3 separate regions of the Mus musculus genome follow, and regions 2 and 3 are each linked to region 1. The links are chromatin loops, found by intact Hi-C in ENCODE. Cell type or tissue: left cerebral cortex. All regions are shown on one strand.

Region 1 (8,000 bases):
GAAAGTAGTAGAACTTTCTGAAGGACTCCAGGGGAATAGGAATAGCTCTAAGAATTAACAGTTGAATTGAATGGAATTTAAAGGCTTAAACAAAGCAAGGAAACCTATTAACAGAATTAACAGACAGCCTTCAATGGGAGAAAATCCTTGCCAGCTACTTCAAACAGAAAGCTAAAACCTAGACCATGTAAAAAACACAATCTGCTAATAGCCAAGCCATTAATTGAGCAGAAGGGTCTCACAATAAGCAACACACATAACCATGAACATTTTTAGGCATGTTTACTATCCCTAGCTTTCAGGGAAATGCATATGGAAACCAATTTGAGATTCTACCTCACTCAGGCAACCCTTACCCATGTCAGACCAGCTGTCACCAGGAAAAAAAGTAAAAGGAATCTTGGTGAGGGAGAGAAAAAGTCAGTGCTGCTGGGGGTGCAAACTGGTGCAGTCACCATGGAAATCAAGAGAGAGATTCCTCAAGCTGTTAAAAGTAGAGCTACCATTTGTCTCAGCTGTACCACTCCTGGGCATGCACCCAAAGGACTCCGATATCTTACCACAGAGGCACTTGCAAACTATTCACCAAAGCCAGAAAATAGAATCAGCTTAGGTGTCTCTTGATAGATGGATAGGTCATGAATATGTGATATACATATACAGAGGAATTTTCTTCAGCTATCAAGAAAAAAAATGGGATATACAGTTTCCAGGAAAATGAATAAATCTAGAAATTACTATTTAAGAGAGATGACTCAGGCTTAGAAATACGAACGCATGTACTGTCTCATGCAGATCTTAGCTTTTACTGTTTGTCTGTGTGTATATGTGTGGGTGAGAGCGTGATAGGTCAAAAAACTATAAAGGGGACCAGAAAGGGAGAAAAGAAGTGTTAAGGAAGGCGGGCAATGGAACACGTGTGACAAGAAAGCAGAAAGAAGATGCCACAGGGGTGGAAGGATAAAGGAGCAGGGACACAGAGAGATGGCAGAAGGGACTAATAAAAACAAGTGTTTGACACAGCATCGTGATGAAGCCTGATATTTTCTATGCTGTTTTTAAAATTAAGAATAAATAAATAAAATACATGATATGTAGCACAACTGGTGGAGTGCTTGCCTACCACTCAGTGAGTCCTGGGATAGATCTCTAGAACCACATATACTGGGTGTGGTGGCAGTGGTCTCAGCTGCAATGATGGTGGTGATGGTGGTGGTGGTGGTGGTGGTGGTGGTGGTGGTGGTGTGGTGGTGATGGTGAGCTTTGCCTCTAATGCCAGCACAAAGGAGGTCAAAGGCAGAAGGATCAAAAAGTCAAGATTATCCTTGGCTACATGAAGAGATGGTGGCAAGCCTAAACATAAATTTATTTTTTTATTTTTTTTATTTTTTTGGTTTTTCGAGACAGGGTTTCTCTGTGTAGCCCTGGCTGTCCTGGAACTCACTTTGTAGACCAGGCTGGCCTCGAACTCCGAAATTCACCTGCCTCTGCCTCCCAAGTGCTGGGATTAAAGATGTGCGCCACCATGCTTCTGTCTCAACACAGAACCAAAAAAAAAAAAAAAAAAAAAAAAAAGCCACATAGTATGTTAATACCACCTCTTCAGGGATTGAAGGAGGCCTAGGCCTAGTACTCTGCAACACAAATACTATAATGAGACAGCTGGCTGTATGGTGAAGGTAAATCTGTCATTTCCATTTCTTTTTAAACTCATGGGTGTTTGGTTCTTTGGACTATCATATTGTCACTGTTATTGTATTTTATATTGTAGTTATCACACCATTGCATATGTCTACACCACTGGTCAGGTGGTATCTTTAGGCCGTGGACCAAGTCACACAAGCAACCCAACTCATCAGGAGGCCCCCGCAGAGAACTCTGATATTACCTGCCTGCTAGCTGCAGAGGGTATGAATATTTCCACTAGCTCGTGACTGATTGACTGAAAGAGACATCGCATTCAGTCTTCTTTCACAGGATCCCACTGAACTATGATTTTGGTTCTTAGTGCTTTCAATTTAAACTGCTGAATCTTTTTCCTGGAGTAATAGGTAATCATTTCTAAAGATTTAAGTGATTCAAAAGACATCAAATTAGTTAATTATATAAACAACATGGTTTGCTACATTCAAGCAAATAGTTAAGTAAGTTAACCCTGATTCGTTTTGCAAGGGCCTAGACAACTATAAATGTTTATTGAATGAATAAATAATATTTGATCTGGTCAAAATTAATTCTTATGCCATTTGTAGTCAGAATTTAGGAGAGTATACATTTCTAACAAATGAATAAATTTAACTTAATTATATATAGGTTTATTTTTCCCCAGTAAAACTTTGAACGTGGATCTCTTAATTTTATAGACCTTGTGGATATTGAAGTCAAAGACATTTTTGCTGGAGCACACGCCAACTTTGTGACAACTCGTCGGGTATCAGTATGTGTTATTCCTTTTTAGACTTATTTTTCCCTCTAGATTTCAGGAATTCTTACTTTCCTGGTGCTGGGGACTCAAACCCAGAGCCTTGTGTATGCTAGGTAAGCACTTTCTTCTGAGCTGTACCCACCATTCCCTAAATTTCAGAGTATTGTTTGAGACAGTATATTATTCATTTTCAGATCTCTTACTAATGTGTTCCTCTATTAAAATGGTAGAAATGTCAACAAGACCTTGTCTCCAAAAACGAACTGAGGGCTGGGGCTGTAGCTCAGTGCGAGAGTACTTGTCTTGAGTGCAAAATCAAGAACCCTGAATTTCATCTCGAAATGGGGATGGCAGGAGAAAGATGTGGGCAATGAGGGGCAGGCTTAAGACAAAAGAAGAGAGGGAAGATGGGGCAGGGGAGATGCCTGAGACAGAGGGGAAGAAGAGGTACAAAATCAGGCTACCGTGCACAGTTGGGAAAGCAGGGGAGGAACCAAATAAAAAGATGTGAAAGAATGGTTTCTTATTTGGGAACTTGGAGGCAGCTTTTTCCAGAGAAGCATCTCTGCAGGAAAGTCAAGACAGACAAGCACAGAGCTTAATTTTAACAGAGAGCAATAAACCCTGGTGTGGGGTCAATGCAAGAAGAGGAGAGGAAGTGGAAACAAGGATTTTGACAACAGAGACATTTTAACAAGAAAGTAAAATTAGAAGATAATGGGATGGTTTCTCATGAGTGGCAGAAGAATGTCCCAGAGCAGGAGAGAGAAAACAGAGTCCAGTGCTGTAGCAGTTCTTCTCACTGTGGCTGTAATAAAACACTGTGACCAAAAGCAAACTGGAGATGAAAGGGTTGAACTGGCTTACAGCTTACTAGTCCATCATGAAGGGAAGTCAGGGTAGGTTCTCAGGGCAGGAACCTGGAGGCAGGAACTGAAGTAGAGAGCCTGGAGGAACACTGCTTCCTGTCTTGCTGTAGGTTGTTCTGTTACTTTTCTTATATAGCTCGGGCTCATCTGCCTGGGCATGGCACCACCTACAGTCACCTAGGCCTCACCCATCAATCATTCATCAAGAAAATGCTCTATAGAAGCAAACAACGTAGGCCAGTCTGATAGAGCCAGTTCAATTGAGATTCCCTAAGCTTTATGTCAAGTTGAGAGAATGTAGTGTAGAATTGAGATGTCTCAGGAAAGAAATATGCTGTTGTGGCTGCAGATGAGGATGAGTTGGTGCATAGTACTGCTTGATGACCAAAGCTGATGTGAGAGTGAGAGAAGCAAAGGAATGTGGGGGAAGGCAAGGAGAGGAGCAATGGTTGTCTCAGAATAAGAGAAAGCAACTGTCTTTGGAAGTGCCCATTTGAAATTTGTGATCACAGATTGAATGTGGTTGGCCAGCACGATGGGCAGTTGTCTTCAGTGGTGTCAGGCATTGGGAACTGACTTTGGAGTAATCCAGACTTGAACATAATGACAAGAAGGAATTTTGCAGTCCAATAAGGGAGGCCTAAAGGAGTTGTGGGAGTGATCAGAAGAGTGAAGTTTAGGAGCTAAGCTAGTTCCAGAGTAACGAGATGGTCGAAGAGCGAGATCTGATGCATGGTTAGAGAGACTGTTCTGAATGGGTGCTTAAAAATGGAGCAATTGTTAGTGTAAAAGTCCAGTTTATGCCCTAGACATAAGTTCATGCTTTTTAAGTAAGGGTCATTTTGCATTCTAACAATCATTTGGTTCTGTCTGTAGGCATTTTAGATTGGTATGCTGACAGTGACTACTACTAGCTTCTAGTGGGTAAGGGCTAGGAACAGTGAGTACTAAATATCTTACTATGTGTAGTATCCTTCACAACAAAGAATTATCTAATCCCAGGAGTCAATCGCTTCCGTTTGGAACCCTTCTCCCTGTCAGGAGTAGCTAAAATGAGGAGAGAAAGGAGTAGAGGTGAGATTGGGAGCTGAGATGTTGAAGCAAGAGATAGACTTCTGTCATCACCTTTGAAGTTGTCAAGAATGAGGACAGGGAGCATGAGGACAGGAGCAGTGGTGAGCACAAGTGACAAGAAGCTTGTGAAGTTTTCAAGGAGAAGCTAGAGGAAAATAAATGATACATAACTGCCGGTAGGGGGCAGATGGTTGTACTGAGATGCTTAGATACAAGAGAAAATAAACCGTTGTGATTGGTAAATTTCCAAACCACTGGGATTTAAATCAAAGTGCTCAGGTAGGAGCTGGAAATGTGGCTGAGTCTGAATAAAATCCTGGCATAGAGCCCATCACCAGCACAGTGGGTAGGGACACTTGAAGCATTGTATTTGTACATATTTTTCCAGAGGATTTTATTTGATTGAAGAAAAGTAGTGTATGTGTGTGTGTTTGTGTGTGTGTGTGTGTGTGTGTATGAGTGTAGTGTCACTCTTGGCTATATAGTGAGACCCTATCTCAAATTACATATAAGATTGTGTATGTGGCATTTGAAACACATTGCCTACAATTTTCTGTGGCATTAATTGCATTCATAATGCCATTAAGTATCATCACTGTTTCTCAAACATTTTAGTCATCGCAAGCAGACACTTGATATCTATTAAATAATAATTCCTCATTCCCTGGCCTCCTCAGTCCTAGCTAATTTCTTCTTTATTTCTATAAGTTTGCCATACTTTATATATGGAATCATAAAATGTCTCCTATTTTTTAATTGATTTATTTCCACTTAGCATGGTCTAGAATACACCTACATTATATTATAGTATCACTTTCAATGCTGAGTAATATTTCACTGCATATTATATTATCACATTGAAAATGCATTCATCTGTTGATCGATAGTATGGCCGTTTGAAGGATGGTAAGATGAATATTGATTTATAAGCACCTATCTGTCTCTATTTTTAATCTTTTCTTGCATTATTACACTTTTTAAAATCCAGACCAAGCAAAATGGCACAAGTTAGGAAACAGAATGTTCACCCTGAAGCAAAAGCTCAACCCACCAAACACCTATGCAAGAGGACAGGCCTTGCCTGTGCCTGGCACTTTACTGATTGTCACTCAAAGTGTATGTGCATTCCCCTGGTCATTTTTGTCTTTATTTTCTTCCTTAAAGCATACTAGGTCTACAGGTGTTTCCATGAAAATCCTGCCAGAAATAATCCGAATCAACCAGTCTCTGGTAAAGAAATGGAGAGCAGCAAATAAAAGAAAAGATCGTGAAGGCGCCAAAAGGTGACTCAGCTTGATGACTTAGAGTCCCTTCTGTGATTCTGAAGTCCTAATCACTTTGTCCTAGCTGTGAGAGAGAGGTTTAGCTTTGTCCTAACAGAATTTACATTTTGGGTATGATTCTCTTTTATTAACTTTTGGTTGGATTTGTCATTAATGTGCATTTGTAATTAATAGTTTATTTAATATAAGAGCTACAGGGAGAATGTACATGGCATGTACCTTTCTAAGTAAGGGAGATGTATGAATGGATCTTAGCAGCAAGTTGTACTGCTTTTGGGTCTTCATAGTTGATTCACTCTCGGTCAGAATTTAGGCCTTTAGACTAACTGGTTGTATTCATTATTTAAATGCAAATGCATAGAAAAATAACTATAAAGCGTTTTGGTGATACTCATTAGTAACATCTATAAGTTATATGCTCATAATGTGGATATTAATAATGAGTCTAGAACTCTATTTTTATATAAGATAAAGGAGGCTATAGGTATTTCTATCCTGCAGCCCACAGGTTACATGAATCCTAGAATACCTGTAAGTACTGCTCAACACATTTGCATATGACAGTGGTTCTCAACCTTCCTAATACTGTGACATTTTAATACAGTCCCTCATGTGTGGTGATCTTCAACCATAAAATTATTATTTTTGGTATTTCATAATTAATTTTGCTACTATTATGAATCATAATGTAAATATTTGGTATTCCCAATGGCCTTAGTCCACCCTTATGAAATTGTCATTTGACCCCCCAAAAGAGGTTGCAGTTCACAGGTTGAGAAGCACTGGCATATGGCAATGTCACCTCACAGTGTCCAAATGTGACTTTTCCCTTGTCTTGTTATTATGTTTGCAGAGAAATCAGCTTGATATTTTCATCTTCTGCTTGTTTGACAGCGAGCTTTCTGAAGAAAAGGTAAAGCTTCAGTGGAATTTACTTTATCTAAAATACTGGGGGCCGTTTAAAAGGAAACTTATAGAACCAGATTGAGTGTGAATTTTGTCATCACATGGATTCCAACATAGAGAATTCTCTGGTTGATAAAAGATTCTTTCATGCTATAAACTAACTCCTCCATATTCCTCCCTCTGTTGTCTAATGGGAGGGAATGGCATTTTGGTCAGGCTATTCATATCTACAGATAAACAGCTGTACTTAAACATGCTTTACTATCTCAAAGCCAGGACTCTCATGTAGACCAGCTGGCCTTGACCTTCCTGTGTAGTTGAGGAGGACCCTACATATCTGACCCTCCTGTCCTCATCTCCTAGCAGCTGACATTACCTAATAGTTTAAGTAATTCTTTTAATGTTCAGTGTTTGGGCCATCTATATCTCTTAGGAATCTCTCTCTCTCTCTCTCTCTCTCTCTCTCTCTCTCTCTCTCTCTCACACACACACACACACACACACACACGATCCACATTCCCAGAAATTCCATCACGTCTTTTTTCTTTCTTTGCATGTGTCTTAATTACGGTTACTATTGCTGTAATGAAAGAATATGACCAAAAGCAATTTGGAGAGAAAAGGGTTTGTTTAGCTTATGCTTACAAATCACTGTTCATCATTGAAGGAAGTCGGGATAGGAACTCCAGCAGGGTAGGAATCCGGAGGCAGTATCTGACCCAGAGGCCATGGAGGGGTGCTCCTTAATGGCTTGATCCTCAGGACCTCCTCAGCTTAATTAATGTCTTACAGATATCAAGACCAGCAGCTCAGGGGTGGCCCAACCCAAAATGGCCTGGTCCCTCCCTCATCAGTCACTAATGAAGAAAATGTGCTATAGGCTTTCCTATAGCTTGATCTTATGGAAACATTTTGTCAGTTGAAGCTCCCTCCTATCTTATGATTCTAGTTTGTGTCAAGTTGATATAAGACTAACCATCTCAGTTTGTGTGTGTGTGTGTGTGTGTGTGTGTGTGTGTGTGTGTGTGTGTGATGCTTGTATATATAAAGGTGAAAGCCTTCAAAGGATATTGGGTATCTTTTGCTATGCAACTTGTATTTCATTTTATTTTTGTAACAAGAGCAAACCACCACTAGAACTAGTTGGTAAGATTCTGTTGGAGAAGACCGCATGCCTTGGATTGATGATATTGAGAAATCAAGTTGCAATCGAGCTATAAGATTCTTCCCTGCTGGGTGGTTTCATATACGGAAATCCATCAACATAATCCATTATATAAACAAACTTAAAGACAAAAACCACATGATCATCTCATTAGATGCTGAGAAAACATTTGACAAAATCTAACACCCATTCATGATAAAAGTCTTGGAAAGATCAGGAATTCAAGGCCCATACTTAAACATGATAAAAAGCAATCTACAGCAAACCAGTACCCAACA
Region 2 (8,000 bases), 97 kb before region 1:
GAGAATTTTGTTGTGCATATTAGTTTACAAGTTCTCCATACTCTTAAAAGTTGTTTTCAAGCCAGGATGTGGTGGCACATGCCTTTAATTCCAGTACTTGGGAGGCAGAGGCAGGCAGATTTCTGAGTTCAAGGCCAGCCTGGTCTACAAAGTGAGTTCCAGGACAGCCAGGGCTACACAGAGAAACCCTGTCTTGAAAAACCAAAAAAAAAAAAAAAAAAAACACCAAAAAAAAAAAACACCAAAACCAAAAAACAAACAAAAAAACAAACAAACAAACAAACAAACACGTTGTTTTCATAACTTTTCAACACCAGACTCAACAAGAAGGCCTTTAAGCTCTGCTAGTCTCCCCATTCTTCCTCGGACAGTGAGCACGTCCTCTACTCTCTTCCGTGTATTTTGTCCCTTGACCTGGGCTCTTGCTATTCAGGATGACTGTGCCCCAGCCTCCCCAGATGTTGGAACTGCACATGTAAGCTAACATGTCTGGAAAAGCATTGTTTCTTTCAACTGACATCCATGAAAAGACCTTAAATTCTTTTTTTTTTAATTTAATTTAATTTTAGTTTTTAAAGATTTATTTATTATTATATGTAAGTACACTGTAGCTGTCTTCAGACACACCAGAAGAGGGAGTCAGATCTTGTTACGGATGGTTGTGAGCCACCATGTGGTTGCTGGGATTTGAACTCTGGACCTTCGGAAGAGCAGTCGGGTGCTCCTAACCACTGAGCCATCTCACCAGCCCCCTTAAATTCTTTATTGAGAACTTATTCTTTATTTCTACTAAATATTTTAAACAAAAGTTAAAGGCAGAAAACATGTCAGACTTGAAGGTATATATATTTCATTATTTTTCCTTTGTTTTCTGCCATAAAATTCCAAGTCACTTTTGACATTTCCTGTTCTTCTCATATCCCATAACTTTATATTCGAATTACCACACAACGATATGTCTGCCTCTGTTCTTTGGTTATCCACATACGTGACACCTAATAAAATGTCTCTTACAGCCATTTGTTGCTGATACTTTGTTCGGGGAGACAAGCTGTGGCTCAGGCTACCGTGGAACTTGCTCTGTAGCTCAGGCTAATTTCAAAGTTACCATCCCGATTCTCTTGTCTCCTCCTTAAGTCCTGAGATTATAGGTAGAGGCCACCAATACTGGCCCCCATATTTATTTGTAATCCATAGTGGTTATCTACCAGTAACAACTGAATCTTTATTACAGAGAATTTGACACTCAATGTTATTGAGTGTCCTTAGAGATAAATATATCAATAATTTACAGCTAGCTGATAAATGCGCCACAAGATTGTTCCCTTTAATTTTATATTACTTCAAAATATACATATATACACTCACTGCACATATACTAAATTTAAATTACCCTGTGAAAATATAGATTAACTACAAGCACACATTCAGGGATTCACAGTTTGACAGTAATTTTATATGCAGGTAAAAAGGAGTGTGGTTTTACACCCCTAATTTACATAGCAAGCTGACATGTTTGAATATCCTTTGTAAAAGATTTTTTTTTCCGCATGAATCTTAGAAATGAGGAAATTGGAGACATAAACCCCAAGCTATGTCTATAGCAGTATAAGTCATTGTAATATTATCTTTACTAACAAAGGCCCCAACTCGCTTACTGTGTGCACAGAAAGTGGTATAAAAACGCTACATACAAACCACACAGCAACAAACTTACACAAGATTGGCACTGTCAGTGTTTCACTTTACAGATTTTGACCAAAGCCTCAGAATATTCTTCTCTGGAGCTTACCGAACAGTTACCAATATATAGCATATTTAACTCCACAAAAATAGAAATGGATGGGGAAGTGCTAAAAATATTTAAAATACACAAGAGAGCTATTTATAAATATGTATACACTTTAGCCATGTATTTTGCAGGGTTAAATTTACTAATAAGTGATCCAGAGTACACTATTCAGTCATAGAGAACCTAGGCTTTATTATAACTCCTAGGTACATTTATTAAAATGTACCTTGTATCCCTTTATCTCTTATATCCCTTGTATCCCTCCCTTGGAATGCCCCCATCTCCTAGGTATATGTTCTCACTCTTCTTGGGAAAAAATATGCTTGTTCTGCTTTAAAAAAAAAAAAATTAAAAGGTACTCAGGAAGCTGACGTTAGGAAGACCATTTGAACCCAGGAGTTCAAGGTCAGCCAGTGAAAACCTGCTTTCTACAGAGAAAGGAAAAAGGAACACTTGCAAATAACACATTGACCAGCTATCAAAATTCAAAAAAAAAAATACCTGTCCAACTGAATAAAGAACAAACTTACTAAAAAGAAACTAAATCTGCCTCTTAGTCTTAAAAACTTAGAAAGCCCCAGATTCAATCTCTAGCCTTACAAAGGAAACACAGATTCATCACTCATCAAATGGACCAAAACCGCTTCTTCTCCCATTCAGCTCAGAGATGCACAGCGGCTTCACAGCTGTGTTATGATGCTTACACTGAGCATGTGCAGTTGACCATAATGATGATGAGGATTTATGAAAATACTACTGGGTATGTGGCTGGTAAGCTTATACTGTTAGGATCGATCAGTCACAATGACACACGGGTACAGGTGGCCTTCTGTGTGTTACCAGTTTCTTGATAAGCCCACTGACACTGCTGCATAGGAACTCCGAGTCTGAGCTGTCGATCAGGCCCATCTCCCACTGGAGGCAAAGCTTCTGCTGAATGAGAAGGTAATTTCAGAGTTCTTGTATTTTCCCCAAGCACCAAAGGGCACCACTACTGCAGTGCTGTTGTCTTCGGTACCGTACTGTATTGCCTGCAGGAGTGGGGAAGAAGAGACAGGCGCTGGAGTCAAGGGACCTTGTGCAATCACACAGCATCCTTTCTCTGGAAGGCCAACTGGTTCTACACACACTTTACGATACAAATGTAACTACCTAACAAGGTTTGGAATGGTTTCACCCTGTAACCATGTGCCATATGGTTATTAAGTGCATATGAATTTCAGATGGTTCAACTATATCCTATGCTCCACTGTAGCAATCTTGGCAATAGAAATTACCTGTGCTCCCAGTGAGGACACACCCAAAGCCCTTAGCATGGTACCAATTATGGGCAAGCCTTAATAAATGCTGATTCTTACCAATGAAACTGCTGGTAGGAGTATAGCCCAAGAAATGGAAGAGATTGGGTGAGGGATAAAAAGGAACAAAATATAGGAACATCTTTGTATGAAAGTGCGGCTAGAAACCTACCACTGTATAAGCTACCTTAACATTTAAAACCTCAGAAATGGGTATGTACAAGGTTATAACAAAAATGTTTTTAATATTCCTTCTTCAATGGGAAAGTGGAAATAAATGAAATTGCCTGCAGCAGGATTATAAATCACTTTTAGGGACCAGTTCACATAGATGAGTGCTGGTCAGCAGTGTTTGGAAGTGCTGAGAGTTCCAGTTAGCATCAAACAAGCCAAAAGATTCTACATCCTCGGGCCAAGACTGCAAAGGAAAGCGTGGGTAAGGATGTCACGGCTTACAAACCAACTGTAAGAAAAAAAAACTTGCTTAAAATGTGTCAAGTACCATTTATACTTAATATACAGTTGTTAAAATAACCATTTAAAATGGTAATAAAATAATAGGCAGAGACAAAAACCAAGAAATACAAATTATGAAAAAACCCATGTTAAAAGTTAGTTCAAGCCGGGCATGGTGGTGCACGCCTTTAATCCCAGCACTTGGGAGGCAGAGGCAGGCAGATTTCTGAGTTCAAGGCCAGCCTGGTCTAAAAAGTGAGTTCCAGGACAGCCAGGGCTATACAGAGAAACCCTGTCTTGAAAAACAACAAACAAAACAAAACAAAAACAAAAAACAAAAGTTAGTTCGATTAACATTAAAAATCCAAAGCTAAACAGTAAAAACCTTTATTTTTCTCAGGACTTTGGGCCTCCCTTACTAGTAGAGTGCTCATCCAGCATTCAAGAGACCATATGTTCAGCTCCCAGTTGCGGAATAAATTTATTCTCACTTCTCAAATTAGCCAGAAAGTTCTCCAAATCTGGAGAGAGAGAGAACCACACGCATAACAACCCCCTACACCTACACCCACGGCCCAAACTGCAAGTACTTTTAAGGGGTTATTTGAAGAGGCTGTTCATCATTTTTTTTTCTTTTCTCTTTTCTTTTCTTTTTAACTGGGGGAGGAGAAAACATGAATTCTCACTGCTACACAGAATAATAGGAACTCTTGTGCTCGAGGCATCCTCCTGTCTCAGGTTCCAGAGTAGCTGGGACTACAGCCATGTGTCACCCATGCCAAGGCTGTTTCCCAAAATTCAAACTAAGAAGGACTGGTGAGATGGCTCAGTGGGTAAAGTGGCCTGCCATCAGGTTGGCTGTCAGGCTGTCCATCAGGCTGTACGTCAAGCTGGAATACCTGAACTCAATGCCTTGGATCCACATGGTGGAAGGAGAAAACCAATTCCTACATGTTGCCCTCTAACCTCCATGACACATACCACAGTATCAGTGTGCACAAAGACATACACATGCGTGCACGCACGCGCGCGCGCGCGCGCGCGCACACACACACACACACACGCGCGCACGTGCGCATGAACTCAGTAACAATTTAACCTAACAAGATAATATCTGAAAAAAGAGACACACACAAATAGATACCATAAAATGTTTGTTTTTTACTTCTATCTAAAAAGGTATCTCTCATCCCTTCTATAAAAGAATAAACACAAATTTCCTTATCGGGAGAACTGTTATGGGACAGAAGTAAGACAGAACATCAGTATATGTTCTTTTTTATTATCATAAATATTTTTACTATCATAAATATTATTAACTGGATAAACTAAAGTACATTTACTTACAAGATCGGTAGCTGAGTTTAAAAAAAAATTATCCATGGACTTGGGCCTATTTCTTCAATTTCATAGGCAGCTTGTTAGTTACTACAAGGTAGACAGCCCAGATGTAAATATAAGGCCAGCATGGGCTACATGAAAATGTCTCCAAAAAAAAAAAGGAAAAAGAAATAGAAAAGAAACTACACCACACACACACACACACACACACACACACGGAGAGAGAGAGACAGATAGACAGACAGGCAGGCAAACAGAGAGAAAGGGACAGACAGACACACACAAATAAATAAAAGTTAAGGAAAGGACTTATGTCTAAATCACAAATATTAGGACTTAAAAGTTTGGGCCAAATCGAATCTCTGAACTCAAAATGTAAATAGTGGAAATGTAACGTAGGTGTTGAGTTAAAACATAATGACTTAAAACCACAATCTATCAGGACAGACTAGAAGTATCTTTTACATGTTCTTTCCTGGTCATTATCCATTTTCAAGTTTTAGCTCTGACTGATAGGAAATGCCATCCATTTACCCTCTTGTACTTTACTGGTCTCTTTCATCACCCACATTGGTAGGCAGAAGTTGACTGTGATTCCACGGCTCACCCTGCTTGTTTACATGGATCAGTACAGTTCCAGGCCAAATATTTGGATTCAGGATCCCTGGCTTGCCTAGGTTTGAGGCTCAGTTTTGTCCTGTGGCCTGGTCTGTCTGGTTTCCCTTTCATTAAAAGCCTGACCTCAGAGGATCACAGTGATGCTGCTTTATGTTAATATATATGAGGAAAATATTACTTTATTACTGTTATAATGATTGCTGTTACTCTCTTTCAAGTTGTGTTCAAAGTTAGAAGGCCCACTCCACATTTCCTTAATGTATGAACTGTCAGCACTTGCTCATGAGAACTATTATGCAATCATGAATCAAATTCACTGTGACACTCCAGCTAAAACACCCTTTGCCGGTGGTGCTGTCCCTAATCCTCTCCTCCCTGGGAATTTCCCACTAGAAGCTCCGCTACGTCACCTGCTCAGTCACCGAATGAGCTGCTTCTTTAGGATCGTGGCACTGGTTGACAAAGTCGCAGATCTCTTGACTATTCACCATGAAGTTAATCCCATCTGTGGTAAGGACCAGGAAACTGTCGTCAGCATGGTAGAGCTGCAACCAGAAGCAAACAAATGTGACTACAAACAAGATCATCCCCTCCAAATGACTCAATAATTGGGAAATTGTATCGATTCTGCAGGGAGTGCTCGTCTGGGTCAGAGTTCATTGGCAAACTGAAAATGTAGCTAAGCATCAACACTACTTGGGATAAACCAAACATTTACCTAGCAGTATCAACAAAGAGCCAGCCAGCCAGACAAATGCTCGATCTAATGGCTGCCTTTATTATTTATTTGACAGGGGTTGGGGGTTGGGAGGCACTTGATATGCTTTAGGTCTTGGTATTGTTTCAATTTATTTCCTTGCAAAATGAGGATAGCTTTTGTATCTCTTTTGAACAGAGGTTGCCACACAGTAAATCTTACATAAGTATTTGTTTCATAAAATAAATGTGAGATATCTTCCTTATGTGGAAATCCTTCCTTCAACTATAAGCATTCATGCCCTGTCATTTGTAAAGTTCCCATTATACTGTGCTGACTTAGGAGCTCTAGAGCAGGAAGCAGCAGGGCATGTACCATGCAGTGGCTAGTTTAGAGTAACAGGCGCTGGGCTGTACATATAAAAGTGGCTGGCTATTGAGCTCAGTGGAGAAGGAAAGTTGAGGATGACTTCCAAGCAGGGATAACAAATCTAAATAACAACTAATCGTTGTCCTTCCTTTCCAAGCAGGCTTTGGGAAAGGAAGGACAACAGGGGCCTTCTACCAGAGGAAAAAAGATTTCACCCTCATCAGGCCAGAAATAAACATCGTATTTTAAGTTTCTTCATAAACTAATATCCCTTTAAAAACATCTTTCCTTCAGGTAATCTTTAAACAGCCAGCGGTGTGAGACAAGTCCTTAGAATTTCTCTGCGCATGACTCAATGCTTCTGATCCTGTCTTACCTTAATCCTTGTTGTCTCAGGTTCTGCAATTACCCCACTGGCTTTAAGATCCAAATCTCCGATACTCCTTGTCATTGCAAGTCTGCCATTTACATGGGGCTGTCCCAAACTATTCCAAGCTACAAACCCACCGAATTTCTTGATCCTAGTTAAGAAAAAGTATTAATAGTAATAACAATAACAATATAGTGTGCAAGAAACTATGGCACTGGTTTAAATACCAATTGTACAAATGGAAATTTAGAGCCTAGTGTTTCAAAACATACCCATAATCTAGGAACTTGGGAAGGCCGAGAAGGGTTTCCAGTATAAGGCCAGCCCATGTTAATTCCACAATAAGATATAAATGAAAAATTTAAGCCATGTATGGTGTACACAACCTGATAATCCCAGCGTGTGAGAGGCCAAGGAAGCAGGGTACAGATGTAAAGCCAGGCTGAGCTGCATGAGATCCAGGCTCAACAAACCCGAAACAACCAAAACAAGAAAATCTGCACTGCAGTAGTGGCTGTGCGCCTGCTTTCAAGAGGCCCGGGTGTTTTACACCAGAGAAGAAAATAGAACACTGTTTCTATGGCATCTATAGCTATCACCCCATAACAAGGTGTGATGACAGTACCTTTCTTTCTCATCTTTTCTTTCTGGGGTATGGTCAGTGGTCAGCTTCATGGGTTTTCCTTTTCTACACAAAAGAGCCCGGCTGTCTCCAACACTGGCTACCACCAGTTCAACACCATCTCTCAACAGGGCTACTGTTGCAGTAGTCCCAGAGGTCAGGAGGCTTGCTACAAATATTATAAAACAGAGCATCTGTTAGCAATAGGAATATTCAGATATGGAGTTTTCATTACAAAATAAAACAGAAGCATGATAACTTAAGGCTGGGAGGAACCATTCTAATTCAACCAGAGCTATGCAAATGAAATGCAAACTATGTAAGTAATGCCATGCAGAGAAGCGATTACTTAACTCTGTAACAAGGCTCCATGCAAACAAAATGGCTGGTAAACTAATTTGGTGTGCAAAGCATCAGTGTCTCCAAGTAGTCTGTGT
Region 3 (8,000 bases), 92 kb after region 1:
CTCTGAGGAAATGAAACATTTTCTACTTTTAACATTAGAACCCACAGCAGATCTAACATGTCCAACACAGACTATACACCTAAACACAGTTATATTTCAACTCAAAAAGAACATATACATTAAACCTAAATAACGAGGCACTAATTCCAGGAATGTGGCCTACAAGCTTGAAATAATTTCTAGAGAACTACTTTCCTTCAAAACAAAGAAAAAAAAATATGAAATGGTCAAATTTAAAATAATTAAAAAATCCAAAGCCAGTAAGAACTCCAGGTCAAACACATATTTATAAGATTTGAGATAATAGGCATATATCCAATTAACAATTTAGATTTGTAGAGACACAAGACATTATTTTAATAGACAAAGGTTCTAAGAAAATGTTATTAAATTAATAATAACAACAACCCCAGAACTAACAGGTAGCTATTGTAGTCAAAATGAAAATTTATGCTGTAATAATGACCCAATAAAGTAATCATATATAATTCCCTTATAGTAGAACATATTTTGAACCTGGATATGATATCTATAATATATAAAAATTGATGGCCCATAAAATATACAAAAACTATATAATATAGTAACAAAAGTATAGATAACCCCACCTCCCTAATCATGCCCAGGTCAAATATACACCAAAAAGTTACAAAAGTTACAAATGGTTACTAATCCCTAAAAATGTTGCTAAAGCCTGATTCAAAATACTTCAATGGCCCTGTATGGCCAGTTTTAAAATCTAATGGCTTATTATGGATCAATTACATATTATTAAAAACTTAAAGAATATACAAACATCAAATGTGCATTGCTAAATATAAAAAGCTATTCACACAGGTGCTATGAAGGGGAAAGGAAGTAATGGAACAGAAATCATTAAATGAGGTGGGGTTTGAGAGGGCAGGGTAGAGGAGAGTGTGAGGGAGAAAACTAATACTAAAGACCTTTTTAATGGAAACATACTACTTTAGAAGCTTCTCTAAAATATATATTTATGAACAAGGAGTTTATATTGAGTTACTCTATGATTATGGTATACATTCTATGTATATCATAAAATATCGACCCCCCCCCAAAAAAAAAGCGAGAGCCAGAGCCGGTTATGGGTTACCTTTTTTGGAACTATTGGTCAGTGTAGTTCTATAGACACCCCCTTTTCAAAGGTTACAGCCTATTGATGTTGCTCTTGATTACCCACCCCCCAGAGTCCAATGGTAAGACCTCGTTGTTGAAGATACCACATATGTGAGTTGTAGAAGCAAAGCTGGTACATAACTAGCAGCTTCATTTGTACTGGTCTGCTTTCATAATACTATGTACGTACGCTATTGGGGAGCAAACAAACAAACCATTGTATTGCCCAGTTGTGAATTCTGGGAGCTACAATGACTGGGCTGGTAAGATATGTGCACTCATGCAATAGTGTACTGGCTGGTTTTGTGTGTTAACTTGACACGGCTGGAATTATCACAGAGAATGGAGTTTCAGTTGAGGAAATGCCTCCATGAGATACAACTGTAAGGCATTTTTCCAATTAGTGATCAAGGGGGAAAGGCCTTGTGGGTGGGACCATCTCTGGGCTGGTAATCTTGGTTCTATAAGGGAGCAGGTTGAGCAAGCCAGGGGAAGCAAGCCAGTAAAGAACATCCCTCCATGGCTTCTGCATCAGCTCCTGCCTCCTGACCTGCTTGAGTTCCAGTCTTGACTTCCTTGGTGATGAACAGCGGTATGGAAGTGTAAGCCAAATAAACCCTTTCCTCCCCAACTTGCTTCTTGGTCATGATGTTTGTGCAGGAATAGAAACCCTTACTAAGACAATGAGTATTGATAAGTTATTTCTCAGGCAGTCAAAGGAGCCTATTCAAGCCAGATTAAAGTATATATAAATGCAGGTTTATTGCCAAGCTGGTCTCAGGCAGAGAGTTCACTGGCACCAAGGAAGGAGGCCATGAAAGTTACCATGGGGAAGGAGACAGAGGGGAGGGAAAAAGAGAAAGAGAGCAAAATGAAGAGGAGTGGAGAGGAGGAGAAGGAAGAGGAAGGAAGGAAGGAAGGAAGGAAGGAAGGAAGGAAGGAAGGAAGGAAGGAAGGAAGGCACTCACCCAAATGTCTGGATTACAAGGTAAAGAGCCTGGAGGTCAGGGATGGGGTCTGGATCAAGCTTCAGTAGATGGTCCTATACCCATGCACATATGGGCAGCATTAAAAGGAACTCAGTTGTTTTAAAACAACAAAAACCCCATATGAACTTGGGAGGGAAAGGGGTGTGAGAGGGCCTGGAGGAGAGAAAGGGGGGATATGCCACTTTCATTCTGAAGGACAAATTATCCATTTGTAAGACTCCCAGAGGGATAGATAGTCCAATAATAATATATTTAGTCCTGTTTCCCCAAATTAATCAGACAAGTTGTGATTCTTTAATTGTATCCTATATACATGATATAATATGTAATGATAAAAATTAAAGTCAACAGAAAAGCATGAGAGCTGGGAATACACAATAATGAAGAAAAAATTGTAAGCTTTGGGGTGTGCCATAGTCATTAGATAGCAGATACCCAGACAATGATAGACTAAATAGTGACAATTAGGAGTATTTACATCTAAACAGCAACCACAAAGTTAATTGAGTCCTTTAAATATTGGTGCAAATGCATGCTCTTTTAAAATATTTTGAGAACAAATTGTTTCTGTAGACCTCTGAAATATTCCTGAATGTACTACCCCTTGCTTTCTGGGAAGTAACCTTAGTTGATGCTACTTGGGAGTCTTCTCTATGCCTTGAAGATTGCTATCTGCCCCTAAAGCAAACTCAGAAACAAAATAATTAGAATAGTATGAACTCAGAGGAGGCTGACTTGGTTCAGCAGGACAGGAGACATGACAGCAGATCAGAGCACAGAACTTATACAGAATATTTAGATTTCCTAGAAATATAATATACAAGGTAAAGGGCCATACATATTAAGCCCCTAATAAGAGCTCAGTAACAAAAAGCTAGGATGACTAGGATAATATAACAGCATATATACACAGTATAAGAATGATATACAAGAATGTAAGAAGAGTAAGGCATTAGGATTTATCATTCCTTTAAAGATTGGCTTATACCTGATTGTTGTAATGTTGTAATTAATTTAGAAACAAAAGAATTGTTTTATTAAACAAATTCTTGTAGGATTATAGATACAAATATCACAAAGTTAAATTACAGCTACAACAGTTCCTAAGTCTGACTTCTCAGACTCAGGCTAATTTGCAAGTAATATGATTGACCATTAAAGTTAAAAGTATAGTGCTTAAAGCAGAGTGATTCATCTGGACTGACTCAGATTCTATCTATTTTCTATCTAAGCATCTTGAAACTGCAAAATGCTGCCAGCCTAAGAATGGGTTGCTATATCATGCTTGCTTAAGCTAAAATGATTTGCAGAATTTTAGGAATAGGGATATGGGGTTAATGATTACATCTATTCTACCTGGGCTTAACCTAGAAACCTGGACATAGTAGAAACGTATGGCCAAGACAAAATGGTTATGATCCACATCTGAGAAATCAGGAATGTTTTTGAAACCTTTATATAAATACATTTCTGATTGCTAGTCAGAGTTGCAAACGACCCCCAACTTGCTGTCTGACTCAACCTTCCCCTTGCCCAAGCCTTACATCTTCTTTGGAACCTGTTCATTCCTGGGCTGGGCTCCCATACCCCAGCTATAGTAATAGCATAAATCTACGTGCAATCTGAGGACTTTCTCTGTGAGTAACATAATAGAGGCTGAAACTTAGGCTAGCCAGAGGAAGAACTGTCTCCTAAAGTTTTCACAGTGGGAGGACTTGTCAGACCACCTTGTAGAAGGTATAGAAGCATAGACAGTGATGGGCCAATGCTGAGCCAGACAATATCTGGACCTGGGCTGCTTAGCCAGGCATATAAATCTCTGGTCTACCGTTTAATCCTCAGCGAAAAGGTCAGGATCTACCAACAAGCTCGGTAGGCCGTGTGTGTGTGTGTGTGTGTGTGTGTGTGTGTGTGTGTGTGTGAGAGAGAGAGAGAGAGTGAGCGAGAGAGAGAGAGAGAGAGAGAGAGAGAGTGTCCTTGAGACTGCCTGCTTGTGTTTTTCTCTGGTTCTTTGTCCCTCTTCCCAATGTAGGTGCGTTCAACAAATCTTTCTCTGCTTTTCACCGTTGTCTCTTAATTGGATATTAAGGCTGGTGGCAGAGCTTAGCTAGTTAGGGCTTCCAGGAGATAGAGTCTGACTCTTGTAACTCTGATCTACACTTTCAAGATCATGCACTGGAGGTTTGTGGTTGCGCATATGATAAGCGAGGGACAGGATAAAAACCTAACCCTTTTCCACTTTACTCCACTCTGAGGCCAAAGGCAGGAATGCCTGAAATCCTGGCTGTTTGATATTGTTCCATTATGTCACCTTTGGCATTAGAATAACAATGTACCTTGCTTGGGCTCCGGAAATCACATACACCAGGCTCTTCTCTGATTCCTGATTTTCTTGCCTACTAACCAGATATGTCCAGAGGGCAGAAACATTTTGTCACCAAGTACCAATATTTACTAAATGAAAGGACTGCAATACAATATTTCCTTTTAAATCATTACACAGATTTGGTTCTAGTAAACAGTGCAAAAAAACCCCATAGAACCAATGAAGGCTGTGACTTTATATATTGTGATAATAGAAATGCAAAGATCTATTTGCTTGTATCCTCTTTGCCATCCATGTTATTCTGCTGGCCAATTATGTTAATCTCGTGACCATGGGGTTCTCTGGTCTATAAAATATTTAGCTGATTTAATAATTATTCTTCTATATTATTTATCATTATTAAATATGTGTACTTACTCAAAACAATAAGAATGAAAACAAAACATTAAGAAAACAAAACAAAGGCCTGTGGCTCCTCCTCCAAGCAACCCCCCTCCCAGTGGTGATGAATGGGAGGGACTGTATCCCCCCCCACCCCCTTCGGGAGGCTATCTTTTCACTGTTTTAGGCCGTTTTGAATTTCTTTTCTTTAGAAGAGGTATTTTTAATCAAAGTAGCTACTGTTCCTGTGATTGGCGCACGACCAGGGGCCGAGGACACTGACGGGCGGCAAGGCTGGGCTGGTGAAATGCAGTCCGTTTGGTGATGGAGCATCTGAAGGTGCGCTTTTCCCTGGTCTGCAAATCGCTCACACTTTGAATGAACCCATCTTTACAGGCTTTCCCTACTGGAACGTGAGCTTTCTAGGCGTGCGTTTTCTCTAGAATCTCTCGGAAGGACACGGCCACGGGAGAGGCGAGGGTAACTGGGAGACTGTGCGGCTCGGCGGGCTGGGCCGTCAGGCTGAGAGCTGCTGCTGGGAGGGCGTGACTGGCGAAGGCTGGAGGTTCGGCTTTTTCGCGCTAGCTGCATCCAGATGTGCAAGCCACTGTTCTCCAGGAAGGCTTCGCCGCGGAGCCCCGGCCCAAACGCCTTCCAGGAGGTTTGTCCCTGCCTGCGCGCCGTGCCCTGAGCTCTCAGGCAGGGAAAGCGCGCGGACATGGGCGAGACCATGTCAAAGAGACTCAAGTTCCACCTAGGAGAGGCGGAGATGGAGGAGCGGTCGTTCCCCAATCCCTTCCCAGACTATGAAGCCGCCGCCTCCGCCGCAGGGCTCGCCGCTGGAAGTGCGGAGGAAACCGGCCGTGTCTGCCCTCTCCCCACCACGGAAGACCCGGGCCTCCCTTTCCACCCTAACGGGAAGGTGAGTTGGTTGCCAGGGCCGGGACCAGCGGTTGGGAGGGTGAGGCCACCTCCGCCAATGGTAGCGTCCGGCGGTCACGCCCTGGGTGCGCTGACGTCATCGGCGTACGTCCCGCCCGGTGTAGGTCCTGCCCAAGCAGCCGGGGAAAGGCTGCGGAGCTGTGCTTTCCCCATGATGAGACACTGAAACAGTCTGATGGAGCACTGTGATGGTTCCTGGCAGTAAAATGTGAATTTGATGTTAGTTAGGTAGAGTTTTGTCACACCTGCCTGTGGGCACACCCTTGCTTGGAGAAACGCTAAAGTCACGCCCTCTTAATTTTTTTCCGATTTGTTTTCTTCTTTAACAATTTCATTTTTCATACATGTATTTAATGCGTTCTGGTTGCTTCCACCCCACTGTCTTTCATCTCCTTCCCTCGTCTGTACAGTTACCTCTCCTATGAATTGCTTCCCCCCCCCCCCATCCATTTATGTCTTTGTTTGTTTTATCCCCCTTGGGCTTGACCAGGACTGTCTCTGTGAACTGTCCCTTGGAACCTGGTGGGTTCAGTGGGGTACATACACAACTGAAGACAATGGCTACCCCTCTTCCAGAGTCAGTCTGTTGCTGAGAGTTTGGCATTAAGGATTAGAGTCCCGTGAGCCCCTCCCCATCTGTGACTGACTGTTGGGAGGGCCTGTCCTGTGCACATCCTGCAAAAATAATTATATTTATAGCAATTCTGAGCTCATGGTCACATTGGCTGTATCGTCTAGGATTTTTCCATTCATTTCCCCTATCTTTTGGCTCTTGATTTTTTTTCTTTTTCCTGACCATTCTTCCTCAATGTTCCTAAATCTTAGAGGGTGTAGTTCAAATGGCTTGTTTATGGCCAAACCCTCAGGTGCCAGTTGCAGTGATAAGGATCCTTTGGGTATGTGCCCAAGAGTGCTATAGCTGGGTCTTAAAGTATTATTTATGTTTGAAACAAGAGCCTCACTATGTGTCTATCTCCTAGCTGGCCTAGAACTTACAGATACCTACTTGCCGTTGGCTCCCAAGTGCTGGGATTAAAGTTATACTCCATCATGCTCAGCGCATAAGGTGTTTTTGTTTCTAACTTTTGAGAACCCTTTAGATTGATTTCCAAATCGGCCGCACCAGATTACACTCTCACCAATAGTCTAAAAGAATTCCACTTTCCCCACACCTGTCCTAGCATTTCTTTTTTTTTTTTAATATTTTTATTAGATATTTTCTTCATTTACATTTCAAATGCTATCCCAAAAGTCCCCTATACCCTCCCTCCACCCTGCTCCCCTACCCACTCACTCCCACTTCTTGGCCCTGGCATTCCCCTGTACTGGGGCATATAAAGTTTGCTAGAAGAAGGGGCCTCTCTTCCCAATGATGGCCGACTAGGCCATCTTCTGCTACATATACAGCTAGAGACAGGAGCTCTGGGGGTACTGATTAGTTCATATTGTTGTTCCACCTACAGGGTTGCAGACCCCTTCAGCTCTTGGGTACTTTCTCTAGCTCCTACATTGGGGGCCCTGTGTTCCATCCTATAGATGACTGTGAGCATCCACTTCTGTGTTTGCCAGGCACTGGCAAAGCCTCACACGAGTCAGCTATATTAGGGTCCTTTCCGTGCTAGCATTTCTTATTTGTATTCTTGATGATGACTGAGGCACAATGGAATTTTAAGGCAATTTTCATCTGCATGGCACTCATCGCTGAGGATGTTGAACACTTTTGAAAATGTATACTATTTGTAGTTCCCTTTTGAGAACTTTAAACACTAGATGCTCCTTTTTTGTTGAACCTGTAGTTGGAAAAGACTTTCTCCTATTTTGAGATCCATCCATTTGTTGACTGTTGCTGGTATTGCCTAGGCTACTGGAGTCCTGTTTGAAAAGTGCTCACCTATGCCTGTACATTGAAGTATACTCTCTGCTTTTTTCTCTAGTAGTTTTAGAATATTGACTCTTACGTTGAGGTCCTTCATCCTTTTGGACTTGGGTTTTGTGCAGGGTGACAAATGAAGATATTGTTTCATTCTTTTGTATGTTGCGGTCTGATATTCCCACACTGCCATGACCTTCACTGCTTTGGGATTGACCTGATGGAGCAATGGAGGGAATGGAGAAACAACAGATACACTTACAGAAAAGCTGGTGTCTGCTGAGCTGTTTTCAGCAGGCCAAACTCAGTGCATTTATTATCTAGATCGTTTTGTTCAGGATTGGTTTGGCTGTCTGTG

Evidence for each region. Hi-C counts contacts between places; a loop is a spot of excess contacts. Peaks named below come from ENCODE experiments on the same cell type or tissue, not always from the same donor. Only the 100,000 strongest peaks of a DNase experiment are listed, where the experiment ranks them.
Region 2: it touches region 1 in a loop (2.6-fold over the local background); 2 of 42 quality-filtered maps call a loop at or near these places.
Region 3: a loop joins it to region 1, with 4 times the contacts of the local background. A loop is called at or near these places in 4 of 42 quality-filtered maps.

What each region holds. Positions count from the first base shown.
Region 1 is chr6:57,605,271-57,613,270 of GRCm38, forward strand. It overlaps Herc6 (hect domain and RLD 6), which reads left to right. Exons shown (of 23, transcript NM_025992.2): 7 at 1,772-1,908; 8 at 2,364-2,437; 9 at 5,533-5,651; 10 at 6,505-6,564. Among named protein-coding and RNA genes, the nearest start is that of Herc6, 28 kb to the left of the region's middle. In left cerebral cortex, a CTCF peak has its summit at 4,541 (motif pointing right); DNase peaks (open chromatin) are centred at 480, 842, 1,851, 2,919 and 1 more place; H3K27ac peaks cover 2,518 bases.
Region 2 is chr6:57,508,027-57,516,026 of GRCm38, forward strand. Ppm1k (protein phosphatase 1K (PP2C domain containing)) reads right to left here. Exons shown (of 7, transcript NM_175523.5): 4 at 7,567-7,732; 5 at 6,948-7,092; 6 at 5,916-6,050; 7 at 1-2,823. The coding sequence ends at 2,692. Among named protein-coding and RNA genes, the nearest start is that of Ppm1k, 23 kb to the right of the region's middle. In left cerebral cortex, no CTCF peak of the experiment used is centred here; DNase peaks (open chromatin) are centred at 3,526, 4,079 and 5,867; H3K27ac peaks cover 1,086 bases.
Region 3 is chr6:57,697,512-57,705,511 of GRCm38, forward strand. It overlaps Lancl2 (LanC (bacterial lantibiotic synthetase component C)-like 2), which reads left to right and starts at 4,944. Exons shown (of 9, transcript NM_133737.2): 1 at 4,944-5,752. The coding sequence starts at 5,549. In left cerebral cortex, a CTCF peak has its summit at 4,926; DNase peaks (open chromatin) are centred at 3,426, 3,692, 4,356, 5,575 and 2 more places; H3K4me3 peaks cover 2,646 bases; H3K27ac peaks cover 3,333 bases.